Linked DNA regions of Homo sapiens: region 2 is linked to region 1. Evidence: read pairs that join two places in POLR2A ChIA-PET (ENCODE). Cell type or tissue: OCI-LY7. All regions are shown on one strand.

Evidence for each region. Peaks named below come from ENCODE experiments on the same cell type or tissue, not always from the same donor. Only the 100,000 strongest peaks of a DNase experiment are listed, where the experiment ranks them.
Region 2: POLR2A ChIA-PET joins it to region 1 with 7 read pairs; 5 of 35 experiments call an interaction of 5 or more read pairs at or near these places.

What each region holds. Positions count from the first base shown.
Region 1 is chr1:21,181,408-21,189,407 of GRCh38, forward strand. No RefSeq gene overlaps it. Among named protein-coding and RNA genes, the nearest start is that of EIF4G3, 8.5 kb to the left of the region's middle. In OCI-LY7, no CTCF peak of the experiment used is centred here; a DNase peak (open chromatin) is centred at 3,024; H3K27ac peaks cover 1,061 bases.
Region 2 is chr1:21,036,512-21,044,511 of GRCh38, forward strand. The region is part of intron 4 of EIF4G3 (eukaryotic translation initiation factor 4 gamma 3); the gene reads right to left. Among named protein-coding and RNA genes, the nearest start is that of MIR1256, 52 kb to the left of the region's middle. In OCI-LY7, no CTCF peak of the experiment used is centred here; no DNase peak of the experiment used is centred here.

The sequences.
Region 1 (8,000 bases):
AATGACCTGAGTTTGATTCTTAGCCCTACCATTGATTAGCTGTATGATCTTGGAGAACGCACTTAATTTCTCCAAGCCTTGGTTTTCTTATCTGTAAAATAAAGAGGTTCTACCTCCTAGAGTTATCATAAAAAATAAAACAAATGTGGCCAGGCGCAGTGGCTCACGCTTGTAATCCTAGCACTCTGGGAGGCCGAGGCCGGCAGATCATGAGGTCGGGAATTTGCGACCAGCCTGGCCAACACAGTGAAATCCCATCTCTACTAAAAATAAAAAAATTAGCTGAGCGTGGTGGCGGTGCCAGTAATCTCAGCTACTTTGGAGGCTGAGGCAGGAGAATCGCTTGAACCCAGGAGGTGGAGGTTGCAGTGAACCGAGATTACACCACTGCACTCCAGCCTGGGCAACAGAGCTAGACTCCATCTCAAGAAATTAATTAATTAATTAATAAAACAAATGCAAAACCCTTAGCTCAGTCCCTGGCTCATAGTAATTCTTGGATAAGTTTTAGCTATTTCTTTTTCATTTATGCAGGGAGATTACTTAGCCTTTTTGTTTTTTTTTTTTTTTTTTTTTTTGAGACATAGTTTCGCTCTAGTTGCCCAGGCTGGAGTGCAATGGCACGATCTCTGGCTCACCGCAACCTCCACCTCCCAGGTTCAAGTGATCCTCCTGCCTCAGCCTTCCAAGTAGCTGGGATTACAGGCATACACCACCACGCCCAGCTAATTTTGTATTTTCAGAAGCGACGGGGTTTTTCCATGCTGGTCAGGCTGGTCTCAAACTCCCAACCTCAGGTGATCTGTCCGCCTCGGCCTCCCAAAGTGCTAGGATTACAGTCATGAGCCACCGTGCCCGGCCAGAGATTACTTAGTCATTTAAAATATCTCTGACATCTAGTACTCAATAAATAGGATGTGAAATTTGCTGAATGACTGAATAATCGTGAATTGCCTAAAGATTTGGTGTTACCCTGGAGAAGTTCTGAGTCACACAAGAGGCCAGACTGAGTCTCACTGCACAGGGAGAGAGAAAAGCAAGAGTATCCTAGAGCAGGCCCTGCTAGCCCACGAGACGGGCATTGTGTCTTTGACCAGCCATCTACTGTTCCCAGAGCCCAGTGCAGCCTCTGTCAAAGACCAACATTCCCAAAGAGCTAGATGACAGATGAAGACTCAGCTTATAAGCTTGTACATTTCCTCATAGCTGGGTGATGGTGTGTTGCTTGTTACCATGTGGGATCATGGCTCTGTTTGCCTCAGTGAGCTGAGAATTGGACCCAGGGGGACTACTTAGTTTCTTAATTAAGTCCATGAGCCTTGGTTTGCTGTGTCCTGGCAACAAAGTCTTTTTGAACAAAGTGACTTGGTAATCTAAACTTTCCAGTCCCTAAGGGTAAAGTTCATCACCCGCCCCCCCCAAAAAAATAAAAATAAAAATAAAAAACTTTCCAAAATGTTGTGGCAAGTTGGAGTTCTCTGACCCTTTCATTTTCCTCCTGGAGGGACTGGCCTTTAAAAGCAAGCCATGTTATGCCAAGAGAAGCCATTTGTATTAGCCCAGAGAGACTTGAGTATCATTAGATGCTCTGCACAGAAATACGCAAACGTCCACCAAGGCCTGCTGAGAATACATCTAGACCCAAGGTAATTAAGGCATAGAGATGGGAGGCCAAAGAGATTAAAAAGGAAGGACGGCCGGGTGCGGTGGCTCACACCTGTAATCCCAGCACTTTGGGATTAGGGAGGCCAAGGTGGATGGATCACGAGGTCAAGATGTTGAGACCATCCTGGCCAACAAGGTGAAACCCCGTCTCTACTAAAAATACAAAAATTAGCTGGGTGTGGTGGCACATGCCTGTAGTCCCAGCTTCTCAGGAGGCTGAGGCAGGAGAATCGCTTGAACCTGGGAGGCAGAGGTTGTGGTGAGCTGAGATTGCGCCACTACACCCCAGCCTGGCAACAGAGCGAGACTCCGTCTAAAAAAAAAAAAAAGGAAGGAGGAGAAGGAGGAAAAGGAGGAAGAAGATAAGCAGGAGGAGGAGAAAACAAAGAAGATGAAGGAGGAGAAGAAAAAGGAGGAGGAAGAGGAGAAAAAAAAGGAGGTGGCGGGGAGGAAGCTGGGCACTGTGGTCCACACCTGTAATCTCAATGCTTTGGGAGGCCTAGGGGGTAGGATCACTTGAAACCAGGAGTTCAAGACCAGCCTGGGCATCCTAGTGAGTTGCTCTCTCTACAAAAAGAGTTTACAAATTAGCTGAGTATGATGCCACGTGTCTGTAGTCCCATCTATTGGGAAGGCTGAGGCAGGAAGATCACTTGAGCCTACGAGTTTGAGGCTGCAGTGAGCTATGATGGCACCACTGCACTCCAGCCTGAGCAACAGAACAAGACCCTGTCTCAAAAATAAGTAAATAAGTAAATAATAAAATAAATAATTAGCCAAACATGGTGGTACACACCAATAATCCCAGCTATTTGGGAGGCTGAGGCAAGAGGATCTCTTGAGCTCAGGAGTTCAAGGCTGTAGTAAGCTATGGTTGCACCACTACATTCCAGCCTGGGCTACAAGACAAGACCCTGTCTTTAAAAAATAAATATAAAGGAAGAAGAGACTGTGGGGCTCCCACCTGAAATAGACATGGAGGAAGGAGAGAAACCCCAGTAGGAAAAGTAAAGATTTAGCTCCATTCCCCGTATGCAAGTACGTTCATGATGGGCCACAAATGCTCATCTGCATAGAGCTGAGCCAGTTGGCCCTTCCAAATGCCTTAGGGCCCAGGGATATATGGTGGTGTGTGAGGGTGGTGGTTCCTTTTATGGCTATAAGACAGATCCAGATTCTAACCTTATAGACCAAGCTGTACCACCCTAAGTAAGTTTCCTAACTTCTGTGGACCATTTGCCAAATGAAGGTAAGTCAGCCTCTAACAGATTAGAACAAGAAGTAAAGGAACTTGTCTGCAGAGACTGTCAACAGGGCCTAGGGCACAATAGGCAGCTCAGCAACCCTTACTTCCTTCCCTATTCCCCTCAGGGTGAAGTTTCAGCTTCTTTGATTTAACATCACTCTCACTTCTGGAGCCAAGCTGTCCTACCTCTTTGCCCACAGCACGTGTGATTCTTACAGCTGTCAGCAATTCCTAGAGTTGACCACAGCCCTTCCAGCCACAGTGGCCTTAGATAGTTCAGGTTCATTAGGATGCAAAAGAGAGCAAAAAGTATTATCATAGAATGCTTAAGATGGTAAGTGTTGCTATGTGTGTTTTAGCACAATTTCTAACAAGTATTACAGAGACTGGTCGGGCTGGAAACACCCTCAAGGATTACCTTTCTCAGGCTCCTGGTTTAGGCACAGAGCACAGAGTTGGAAAAGGATTTCCTCAAGCAAGTGAGCAGCAGGGCCAAGACGGAACGACCTCTCTAAGGTGTCTCTCACGATGTGATCCTATCCTCTCATTCGGAAGTAGGATCCTACTGAGCGCAGTGGCTCACTTCTGTAATCCTAACACTTTGGGAGGCCAAGGTGGGTGAATCACTTGAGCTCAGGTGTTTGAGGCCAGCATGGGCAACATGGCAAAACCCAGTCTCTACTAAAAATACAAAAATTAGCCAGGCAGTGGTGGTGCGCCCCTGTGGTCCCAGCTACTCGGGATACTGAGGTAGGAGGATCACTGTAGCCCAGGAGGTCGAGGCTGCAGTGAGCCATGATTGTGCCCCTGCACTCCAGCCTGGGTGACAGAACGGGACCCTGTCTCTCAAAAAAAAAAAAAAAAAAAAAAAAGGTGGGATCAGCCAGGTATCCTGCTGTAGCTCACACCTGTAATCCTAACACTTTGGGAGGCCAAGGTGGGAGGATGCCTTAAGCCCAGAAGTTCAAGACCAGCCTAGGCAACATAGCAAGACCCCATTTCTACAAAAAAAAAAAAAAAAAAAAAGTATCTGTGTGTTTGGTGCATTCCTGTAGTCCCAGCTACTTGAGGTTGGAGGATCACTTGAGCCCAGCTGTGAGCCGCAATTGTGCCACTGCAATTCAGTCTGGGCAACAGAGCAAGACCGTATCTCAACTAAAAAAAAAAAAAAGTCGTCACTGGGCACAGTGGCTCCCACCTACAAACCCAGCTACTTAGGGAACTGAGGCAGGAGGATTGCCTGATCCCAGGAGTTCAAGGCTGTAATGAACTGACAGCACCACTACACTCCAGCCCGGGCAACAGAGCAAGACCCTGTCTCTTTTATTCTATTTTATTTTATTTATTCATTCATTTATTTATTTTTTGAAACAGAGTTTCACTCTTGTTGCCCAGGCTGGAGTGCAATGGCGCGATCTTAGCTCACTGCAACCTCCACCTCCCGGGTTCAAGTGATTCTCCTACCTCAGCCTCCCAAGTAGCTGGGATTACAAGCGCCCACCACCATGCCCAGCTAATTCCTGTCTCTTAAAAATAAAAAATAAAAATAAAAATAAAATATATATATATTTCTTTTTAGGGCTGAATAATATTCCATGGTATGGATATACCACATTTTGTTTATCCATTCATACACCAGGGGAGATTTGAGTTGTTTCCACCTTTTGGCTATTGCAAATAATGCTGCTATGAATATAGGTGTACACATACCTGTTTGGATTCCTGCTTTCAATTCTTTGGGGTATATGCCTAGAAATTGGATTGCTGGATCATATGGTAATTCTATATTTAACCTTCTGAGGAACCACCATACTGTTTTCCGTAGCAGCTGTACCATCTTACATCATCTCTACCAGCAAGGCACAAGGGTTCGAATTTCTCCACATCCTCACCAACACTTGTTATTTTCTGTTTGTTTTGTTTTGCTTTTTTTTTTTTTTTTTTTCGAGACGGAGTTTTGCTCTTGTCCCCTCGGCTGGAGTGCAATGATGCGATCTTGGCTCACTGCAACCTCCGCCTGCTGGGTTCAAGCAATTCTCCTGCCTCAGCTTCCCGAGTAACTGGGATTATAGGCACGTGCCACCATGCCCGGCTAATATTTGTATTTTTAGTAGAGACGGGGTTTCACCATGTTGGCCAGGCTGGTCTCGAACTACTGACCTCAAGTGATCCACCCGCCTCGGCCTCCCAAAGTGCTAGGATTACAGGCATGAGCCATCTGAATAGTTATAATATATAGTATTAATACATAATAGGCTGGGCACGGTGGCTCATGCCTGTAATCCCAGCACTTAGGGAGGCTGAGGCGGGTGGATCACCCGAGGTCGGGAGTTCAAGACCAGCCTGACCAAAATGGAGAAACTCTGTCTCTACTAAAAATACAAAATTAGCCGGGCATGGTGGCGCATGCCTGTAGACCCAGCTACTCGGGAGGCTGAGGCAGGAGAATCGCTTGAACCCGAGAGGCAGAAGTTGCAGTGAGCCAAGATTGCACCACTGCACTCCAGCCAAGAGCGAAACTCTGTCTCAAAAAAAAAAAAAATTAATATATAGTAGCCATCTGAATGGTTGTGAAGTGATATCTCTTTGTGGTTTTGATTTGCATTTCCCTAATCATTGGTGATGTTGAACATCTTTTTGTGTTTTTAATGACCATTCAGGTTCTTTTTCTTTCTTTTTTTTTTTTTACGGACTCTCTCTCTCTGTTGCCCAGGATGGAGTGCAATGGCACAATCTCGGCTCACCGCAACCTCTGCCTCCCAGGTTCAAGTGATTCTCATGCCTCAGCCTCCCAAGTAGCTGGGATTACAGGCATCTGCCACCACACCTAGCTAATTTTTGTATTTTTAGTAGAGATGGGGGTTTCACTATATTGGCCAGGCTGGTCTTGAACTCCTGACCTCAAGTGATCCGACCGCCTCAGCCTCCCAAAGTGCTGGGATTACAGGCGTGAGCCACCGTGCCTGGCCTCTTTGCCCATTTTTTTAATCAGGTTGTTTATTTTGTTGTTGCTATTATTGAGTTGTAGAAGTTCTTTCCAGCTCTGCCACTTTTATCTGTGTGTCCTTGAGGCACTGTGCCTCAGTTCACTAAATTGCAAAAACACAAATTTTGGCCAGGCACAGTGCTCACACCTATAATCCCAGCACTTTGGGAGGCCAAGGTAGGAAGATCACTTGAGCTCAGGAGTTCAAGACCAGCCTGGACTCATCTTTACTAAAAATTGTAAGAATTAGCCGGGCATGATGGTGTGCACCTGTAGTCCTAGCTACTCAGGAGACTGAGGTGGGAGGATTGCTTGAGCCTGAGAGATCAAGGCTGCAGTGAGCTCTGGTTACCCCATTGCACTTCAGCCAGCCTAGGTGACAGAGTGAGACCCTGTCTCAACAAACAAACAAAACATATTAAAAACTCTATTAATTTCTACTACTTCCAAGGGTTATTGTGAGGGCTGTAAGCTAGCAAGCTGAAACCAACCACTAGTGTGTCTGTCCGATAAAAACAACAACTAACGTTGACTGAGCACTCATTATGTGCCAGGCATTAGGCAAAGCTCTTGACATGCCTTAACTCATTAATCAGGCTCTGTGTGTTAATAATACCTGCATGTAGGAGGTGAGCCATGGCAGGGGCTTCATTTTTTCCTCTGGCTAATCACCCAGCATGTTCAGGAGGAAGCCGCTGGACCTGGGGCAAGGCAGCCTTAGACCTTGCTGATGCCAGGCCTTATTAGCACAACCCTCACATACACCAAATCCACTAAGCTACCCCGTTGCTGAAATCGACATGCACCTCCACCAAGCCTGGCTCAGTGAAGGTCTCTAATACATGCCTAACAGGCCTCCAGCAGTCTCTAAGCCAAGGGGCTTCACCCACTCACCCGCACTTCTCATCTTGAATCTGGAAACCACATTCTTCTACCCTGGGTGGCACAGCCTTCCCCTGGCCCTGGTTGAACCTGATGCCATTTAAATATCCTGCCAAGCTTGCTGCCTTGAGAAAACCTTGGACACTGATTTACCTCCTATCTAATGACTAGAAGAGGAAGCTGGATTTCCAGATGCCCACAGCTGGCGTCAAGCACCAGGCTGGCTCCAGTGATCTCTGTGGGAGCCAGCCTGCCAGCCTGGCCTGGCCTGCCCATACTCCAGACACCTGGAAAGAGACTGAAGCGTTGCTATGCTCTGCCTTTTCCCACCAGCAGGAGAGTGAAAATAGCAGTGATTTAGAATTAATTCTGCAGATGAACATTTTTCGGTTTCCCAAATTTGGCAATCCTTCTCTCCTTGTTTTTTCCACCTTCATTGCATGCCTTTTCTTCTACTTGAATAAAGAAGATGAAGAAGATGCTTGGTTCTCACCTTTCATGCAGGGTATGTGGATATTGGATAGAGTCCAGCCTCTTCAGCTGGGCACCTGCTGCCCCATCACTTCTGGCTCTTGCCAATCTCTGCAGCCTCAGTTCCCAGCCCTCTCCCACTGACATGCACCCAGAACAGCCATGGATTTTCATGTCTCTGAGTCTTTCCATTTGCTATTCCCTCCAGCTAGAGTATCTCCTGCTCCTGGCTTGCCTAGAAGTTCCAATTTATCCTTTAAAACCTAGCTCAAGGCCAGACGCAGTGGCTCACACCTATAATCCCAGCACTTTGGGAGACCAAGGTGGGTGGATCACCCGAGGTCAGGATTTCTAAACCAGCCTGGCCAACATGGTGAAACCCCATCTCACTAAAAATACAAAAAAAATTAGCTGGGTGTGGTGGTGGGAGCCTATAATCCCAGCTACTTAGGAGGCTGAGGCAGGAGAATCGCTTGAACCCAGGAGGCAGAGGTTGCAGTGAGCCGAGATGGCGCCGCTGCACTCCAGCCTGGGTGACAGAGTGAGACTCCATCTCAAAAAACAAAACAAAACAAAATCTAGTTCAGGTGGCATCTGAGACAAACTTTCCTAGGTTCCCTCCTCCCAGCTAGACAGACTTAATTGTCCCGCTCCCCCTGCTACTTTTGTGCTGAGACATTATTTTCTTGTGATTCTATCGCACTATATTAATAAAAAGCTTATGTAGCCTAGTACCTGGCACATAGGAAG
Region 2 (8,000 bases), 140 kb before region 1:
CTTAATATTTAAAATCAGTTACACAGAGATGGTATTTCTTTATACCTAGCCACCATACCATGTCTCTATATAAATGCTTATTTGTGGGCTGGGCGCAGTGGCTCACACCTGTAATCCCAACACTTTGGGAGGCTGAGGCAGGTGGATTGCTTGAGCTCAGGAGGTCAAGGCCAGCCTGGGCAACATGGCAAAACCCCGTCTCTACAAAAAAATACAAAAATTAGCCAGGTGTGGTGGCATGCACCTATAGTCTTAGCTACTTGAGAGGCTGAGGTGGGAGGATGGTTTGAGCCCAGGAGGTAGAGGTTGCAATGAGCCAAGATCGTGCCACTGCACTCCAACCTAGAGACAGAGTGAGACTCCACCTCTAAAAAAATAATAAAATAAAAGCTTATTTATGAGTTACATTCTAGAAATATTCATACTAAACAATGAGATCACCTACTCAGAAAAAGTAAGAAATTCTCTATTCAGTATAGTACTGAACTGGTTTAAAAGACCTAAATCTCTGTCATGGCATCCTAAAAAAGACTTTTCCAGCTTAGCAATTAAGTCTTAATTATTTGATTCACAATGACAGAACAGCTGGAATATTAAGATTCCCAGACCCTCACAGAATAAGGTCTCTAAGGGTGGCTTAGAGTATTTGGCTCTTTTTAAGTTAAGCTTGTACTGGTAAACTTTTACTGAACTGTACAAAATTAACAGTACCAGTCAGAAAAAGGAAAAAAAAAAAAAAAAGCTATTGCGCCAAATAAAGCATCCACACTGCAAACAGCCAAAAAGTGACACTTCTGGAAAATTTCATTTACAGCTAGTTTTCATTCAACTATTTAGGGGCTTACTATGGATCAGGCACTGCTCGTCATATGGGGGGAAGCAGTTTGGCTGCTTTTAACAGTTTGAAAACACTATAGTATAACTTTAAATCTAGGCGTATCTGATTGTATGGAAGCAAAAAACACCCACTCTTATTCTGGGTGAATCAGAAGAGTCAATTACATAGTACCTGGCAGGGTATAATTTGGTTCTATCACCAAAATAAATTGGCATATAAAATCAATACCGTAAAAACCTTCTGAGTACAGACCACGATGCAAAGCATATTATCTGTAAAAAAGCTGTAACAGTCTGTTTTAGCTACTGAACAGAAATGTCTTCTCAATCACCAGAGCTACTTTCCCTAAATTAAGACTAGCCCAATTCACTTTGCTTGTATAAGATCTGAAAATGGGGGCATCTTGCTCCTTTCAGTGAAAACCATCCTCAGCAAACAAAGCCTATAAAGTATCATTTGGGCAATATGTATCAAAAGGCACTGTTCCTAATCGGCTGTGGGATTAGAGGAGGGAAAAGGCACTGTTCCACAGCTTTGTCTCAATGCTGGGTGCACATTAGCATTACCTAGGCTCATCCCAAGCAATTAAATGAGAATCTCTGGAGAAGGGGACCCAGGCATCAGGTGATTCTAAGTGGGAAGGCAGAAATGAAAACCACTGATCAAACTCTTTCTCACTTCTGAGCAGTGATACTATATGGAGCAGGGAAACACTACTGAAATCATCACCATTTTTGTACTCTTTATAATTAGTTCAACATTGAAATGCTATGGCTTTCTGCCCCTCAGAAGACAATAATAGACTCACATAATAGGATAGCTTGATCACAGGCTACTTGTGTTCTCTCAAAAGCAACTATACTATTCAAAGCTTAGCTTTTACTTATACAGCATGACAACTCAGTTTTCTCTCCAATCCCAGGACCAGTTCCCCCAAGACTGTGGGCTAAAAGCACCAGTGTACTGATAAAGAGATGCTGTTGGTTCACTGAATTCCCAACAAAAGTATTCTACAATGTCTGCAATGCTGGCTCTCCACTTCCTACTTCAATGGCTGCTATTTAGGACCCTCTCTGGACCTACTACTGATAGCCACCACGATTATCTCTACTAATTTCTTCCCCTCATTTCTCCCACCTTTACATAGTCTCTGGTTTCCTGTCAGTTTCTTCTTCTACATCTCAGCTAAAACATCCCTAGCCAGAGTTCTCATTCATTTGTCACACGAGACCACTAGACATAATCTTCACTCTAGGTCCTGATATACCCCTAATTCAGACCACCTCCTACTCCACTAATTTCTTTCTTTCTTCTCTCTCTCTGTTTCTCTTAGAACTAGGACTTCAAATTAGATTTTTAAGTACCTACGAAGGGAATCATTAACTAGAACATTCCCAGTTCTTGGGAGTGTCTATAAAAGTTATGTATAAGTTCTTTATTAAGGTGAATACTACATCTTAATTCCACTCTCAAGCAATGATGCTTTCTTCACCTACTTAGAAAAAGAATGTTGTGTCCATTATGAAACATATTTTTTTTTAAATACACAGAATCCTATAAAAATCCCAAAAACAAATTTTGGGAAAATAGAAAAGCCCATTCTAAAATTCATATGGAATCTCAAGGGTCCCCCAATAGCCAAAACAATCTCGAAAAAGGAGGACAAACCTAAACGTCTCAAACCTGGATTTCAAAACTTACTACAAAGCTACAAGAATCAAGTCAGTATGGTACTGGCATACAGACAGACATACAGAGCAATGAAAAGAAAAGAGCCCGGAAATAAACCTTCACATACGTGGTCAAATGATTTTTGACAAAGGTGCCAAGACTATTCAACGGGTAAAGGACAGTCTTTTCAACCAATGGTGCTAGAAAAACTGGATAGCCACATGCCAAAAAAACGAAGCCAGGCCTTTATCTTAAACCATACATAAAAATTAAATCAAATGAATCATAGTTCCATTCTGTGAGAGAACACAGAAAAACAAAATTTTTAAAATGAATCATAGATCTAAATGTAAGAGCTAAAAGTATACAATTCCAACAAAGGAACATAGGGGGAAACTTTCAGAACATCAAATTTGGCAATGTTTTCTTAGATATGACACCAAAAGCACAGACAACAAAAGATAAATTAGACTTTATCAAAATTAAAAACTTGTGAGCGAGGCATGGTGGCACATGCCTGTCGTCCCAGCTACTTGGGAGGATAAGCTGGGGGGATCCCTTGTATCCCAGAGACGGAAGCTACAGTGAGTTATTTCCAACACCCTGAACTCCAGACTGGTGTACAGAATGAGACCTGTCTCAAAAAAATCCAAAAATTAAAAACTTTCTGTAAAGAACACTATCAACAAAGTGAAAAGGCACCTGACAGGATAGGATAAAATATATATAAATCACATAACTGATAAGGAATTGATATCCAGAACATATAAAGAACTCCTACAACTCAACAACAACGAAAGAAGCAACCCAATTAAAAAATGGGCAAAGGGCTTTGAATAGACATTTCTCCAAAAATAGACAAATGGCCAATAAGCACTTTAAAAGATGTTCTAAATCAATAATCGTTAGTGACATGCAAACATTTTATAGATACACTCTCTCTGCTCACACCTCAGCATGTAAAGTTTCTGACACCACCACAGTGATATTATGAAATACATATTTGGTCTTCATCCTGATTCCTGTCACACAACTTCTAAAAACCTTAGAATCGCCAACGTCTGTCTTTTTGTATGCTAATGTTGACTGACAGCTAGAGTTGATCATCACAAGGGCATGATTAGAGGGTTGGGACTTTCAGTCGGACCCCCAACCTCAGGGGAAGGAGAGGGGCTAAAGGTCAAGTTGATCACCAGTGGCCAACAGTTTAACCAATCATGCACATAATGAAGTCTCCAAAAAACCTAGGACACGGTTAAGTGAGCTTCTACGTAACCAAACACATGGAAGTTGCTGGAGGGTGGTGCACCAAGGAAGGGCAGAGAAGCTCTGTGCCCCTTCCCCCATACCTTACCATAGGCATCTCTTCAACTGTATCCTTTGTGATATCCTTTATAATAAACAAGTAAACATGTTTTCCTGAGATCTGTAAGCTGCTCCAGCAAATTTATCAAACCCAAAGAGGGGATCATGAGATCCCCAAATTGAAGCCAGTCAGTCAAAAGTTCCAGAGGCCGGGACGTATGGCTGGTATCTGAAGGGGTGGGAAGGCAGTCTAGAGGAATGTTTTTAATCTTTCTGTGTCAAGTTTAAATGCATATTCCTAGATTTTGGTTTTTGACCAATTTGAGTTGAGATTTGACCAATGAATTGAGATAATTTAACTGTGTTGTTATTACAGTTCTGTTAAAGCGAACTAAATATGGTCTGAGAAGGACTCCGTACTTTTAAATCTGAGTCCCTGTGGATGAACCCTAACTCAGCTTAAAAGGCAGACAAGACTGAAAACCTAAAGAGTATGCAGCTGTAAAAACAGCTGAGTCTTGGCCAATCCCAGCAGCCATACTTCAACCAATCATAGACTGCTGAGTGTTCAAACAAGGCAAACGTCACCCTGTAACCAATTCAGGTGTTTCTGTACCTCACTTCTGATTTTTTTTTTTAACACTTTCCCTTTTTTTGGTCTATAAATTTGTTCTGATCAGAAGGTACCCCTAGAGTCTCTATGAATTTGCCGTGATTCTGGGGGATGCCTGCACCAGTCATTCACTGCTCAATTAAACTCCTTTAAATTTAATTCGACTACATTTTAATTTTAACAGTTATGAATATGTTTCACAGTCCAGATGTCTTATCACATTTACTTTGTATTTCCCCTTTCCTGACTTTCTCTCAGGGATGTCAGCTGCTTTCTGCAGTTATTAATCTCTAGATTACCTCCGCATCCTCCTTTTTATTTTTATTTTTTGTAGAGACCAAGTCTCACTATGTTGCCCAGGCTCATCTCGAACTCTTGGGCTCAAGCTATCCTTCCACCTCAGGCTCCCAAAGTGCTAGGATTACAGGTGTGAACCACAATGCCCAGCCTCAGCATCCCCCTTATTAATCATTCAGCCAGTATAACAAATTCATGTATTAAAAATCCTCTCCATTTGAAATAGTTTAGTGTAATTTATTTCTTACTAAGACTATGACAACTGCACTAAACAGGCATGTGAAAATTTGAAACTGAACTATAAAAGAAGATGGGCAATTTTCATGGTGATTAAGAGTAGTAAGATGTGGAGTAATAAACAGAATTTTGAATAATATAGTGTAGTACTTGAAACTGGAGAAACACTGGCAGTGAAGAGAAATGGAAATATGTTTTACATGAAAAGTATAACAAAATGTTGGCAACATGGTTTCTGCAATATGTCACCTACTTAGGGGTTTTCTATGAAACAAACTACTTTACAGAGAACACACACACAAGGGAGACAGAATTTAGATAGCTTGAGAGTTCATCATTCTTCACAGAGAAAAGGGTCCATCAACTGATGAAAAGCTTGGAAATCAGACTTAGCCCTTCGTGTTACATTATAAGCATGACTAGACATTAGAGGGAAAAAAACGTAAATAAATGTATGCACTGAGAAAAAAAGTTTGTTGGTTTAGTGAGTAAATTATAACAAATTTCTTTTCTTTTCTTTTTTTTTTTTTTGGAGACAGGGTCTCACTCTGCCGCCAAAGCTGGAGTGCAGTGGCACAAGCATGGCTCACTGCAGCCTTGACCTTCTGGACTCAGGGGATGCTCCCACTTTAGCCTCCCAATCAGGTGAGACGAGAGGCCCACGCCGCCATACCCGGCTAATTTTTGTAGAGATGGGGTTTCCCCACATTGCCCAGACTGGTCTGAAACTCCTGAGCGCAAGTGAACTGCCCACCTCAGCCTCCCAAAGTGCTGGGATTATAAGCAAGAGCCACCTCACCCAGCCCAACATTTTTATTTTCTAATAGTCGTTCTATATATCAATTTATAATATTCATTCTTTATACTTAATTGATTCTATTTGCTTTAAATATAACTAAGTTAATCTCTCTTTACTATTCATTGAGAAAATTTAAAATGACCATCATCTACAAGATGTGTGTGTTATTGACTTTTTATTGATTGCTGAGTCACTGAAATTCACAGTTCTTAGTTCTATAAAGATAGCTAGCCTTTGTACACTACATTTTATAGTTTGTGACTTTTAAGTAAATTTTTTCATTTGATCCCTTATAAAAACAGTCCTGAATCAAGCTTGTCTTCTCATTTCTCTCCCAGCAATCAGCATGCTCCCGTCCACTACAATAAATCTGAAAAGACATATATACCCATTTGCCTGACTAAACTCAAGACAATATTATACATGTCTACTATGGTACTTAACCTCTCTGCTGAGCTTTCCCTCAGAGTTCTGTCTGCTCACTTCCCCCACAACACGCTCTGAATCACATATACATTTTTGCAGGAACTATCACAAGCACTTTAAATTGAAGAGTCAAACTGCACAATTTCTTCATTATTCTTAAAACTTACCTGTTCTGTTTCTCATCCTAAAATTTACTGACACATGCTAATCTCTGCAGCTGAACTGAATTAGCAATTTTCAGAACCATAAAAATCTAAAAATCTGAATGTCACAACCAGATAAAAAATAAATTAGTGGCACTAAAGTGAGTTTTTCCCCCAAATCTGTGGGAAATAAATGAAGTGTGATATTCCCAAGAGGTAAACTGGCAAGAAAAACGCTGACAGAGTTTTTCATGACTTCTTAAAACAGATGAGAGGTAGCCAGAGAAATAAACAAGAGTCTCCCAGGATGCATCCAAAAGAAACAGCTGTTCAAATGTAAAAGACAAAATCCTAAACCTTTTGCCTTTGACAGGATTTAAGTGAAAATGAACATCATCAACAAAAGACTGAGCCTACATAAAACAGAAGTAAAGAAATGCTTACAAAATCACAATCAGTTTGGTTCTTACAAAATTCTTTAGCTTGCTGTAATAGTGCTGAATTAATACTTAGATAAAATGTGGGTTCCAGCCATGTGAATTTGCCAAACAGAATGTAAAACTTAGGGTGAGAAGTCTGAAAAATAATTGTACTTAACCATCACTCTTGCAGCAACATTTAAAAACTAACCACAGAAATGTCAAAAGAAAATAAATGGAATTCTTTTCGGCTACAGGCAATACAAAGAGAAGTATAATCAAACATATAAAAGCTGCTTTAGGCACATTTCAAGGTAAGTTACAGGACTGCATAAAAGATTAAACACCTAGGCCAGGCACGGTGGCTCACACCTGTAATCCTAGCACTCTGTGAGGCCAAGGCAGGTGGGTTGCTTGAACTCAGGAGTTCGAGACCAGCCTGAGCAACATGAGGAAACCCAGTTTCTACAAAGAAATACAAAAAGTCAGTTAGTCCCAGCTACTCTCAGGAGGCTAAGGCAGGAGGATAGCTTGAGCCTGGGAGGTGGAGACTGCAGTGAGCAGAAAACACACTGCACTCCAGTTTGGGTGACAGAGTGAAACCTTGGCGCAAAAAAAAAAAAAGGAAGGATGGAAAGAAAGAGAGAGAGAGAGAGATGAAACACCTATTAGAAAAACATTTGGTCAAGGTTGCTTTATAAATATGGTTGCAACTAATTTTTTAAATAAAAACAAAAAATGACCAAAAGAGCTGAACACTCTTCCAATCAAGTATCACATTAAAATAAATCTCAACAATTAGAAAAGCCTACCATGATTCTTTGGAAGCTGCATTCATGGTACATGGGGACTTGGTGTGGGTTTGGACACCTGCAGTACTGACTGCACTGAGTTGGTCCCCTTGGTGACAAATCCTCCATTTGGTTTTTTTAAGTTGATAATATGTGTAAGTTCTTAAAAATCTACTTTTTTTTAAAAGTGTCAACAAATATTGTCATTAAACACTTTACAAATAACATGACTTTGCAAATGTCATTAAAAGTTACAAAGGCCTATAAAATATTCATATTTATATTTGTGATATGCTAAAGAATCCTGGTAAGCTCAAATACTGCCTTAGATGGACATGATGTGTTTCAAAGTGGGGGCCATGGGGAGTGTAAAAACTATACATTTTGCTTTTTTTAAATTAAATTCCATACTCATCTATTTCAACAATGAAATGTGATGTTTTCTTAAAGCAAATTTTCAC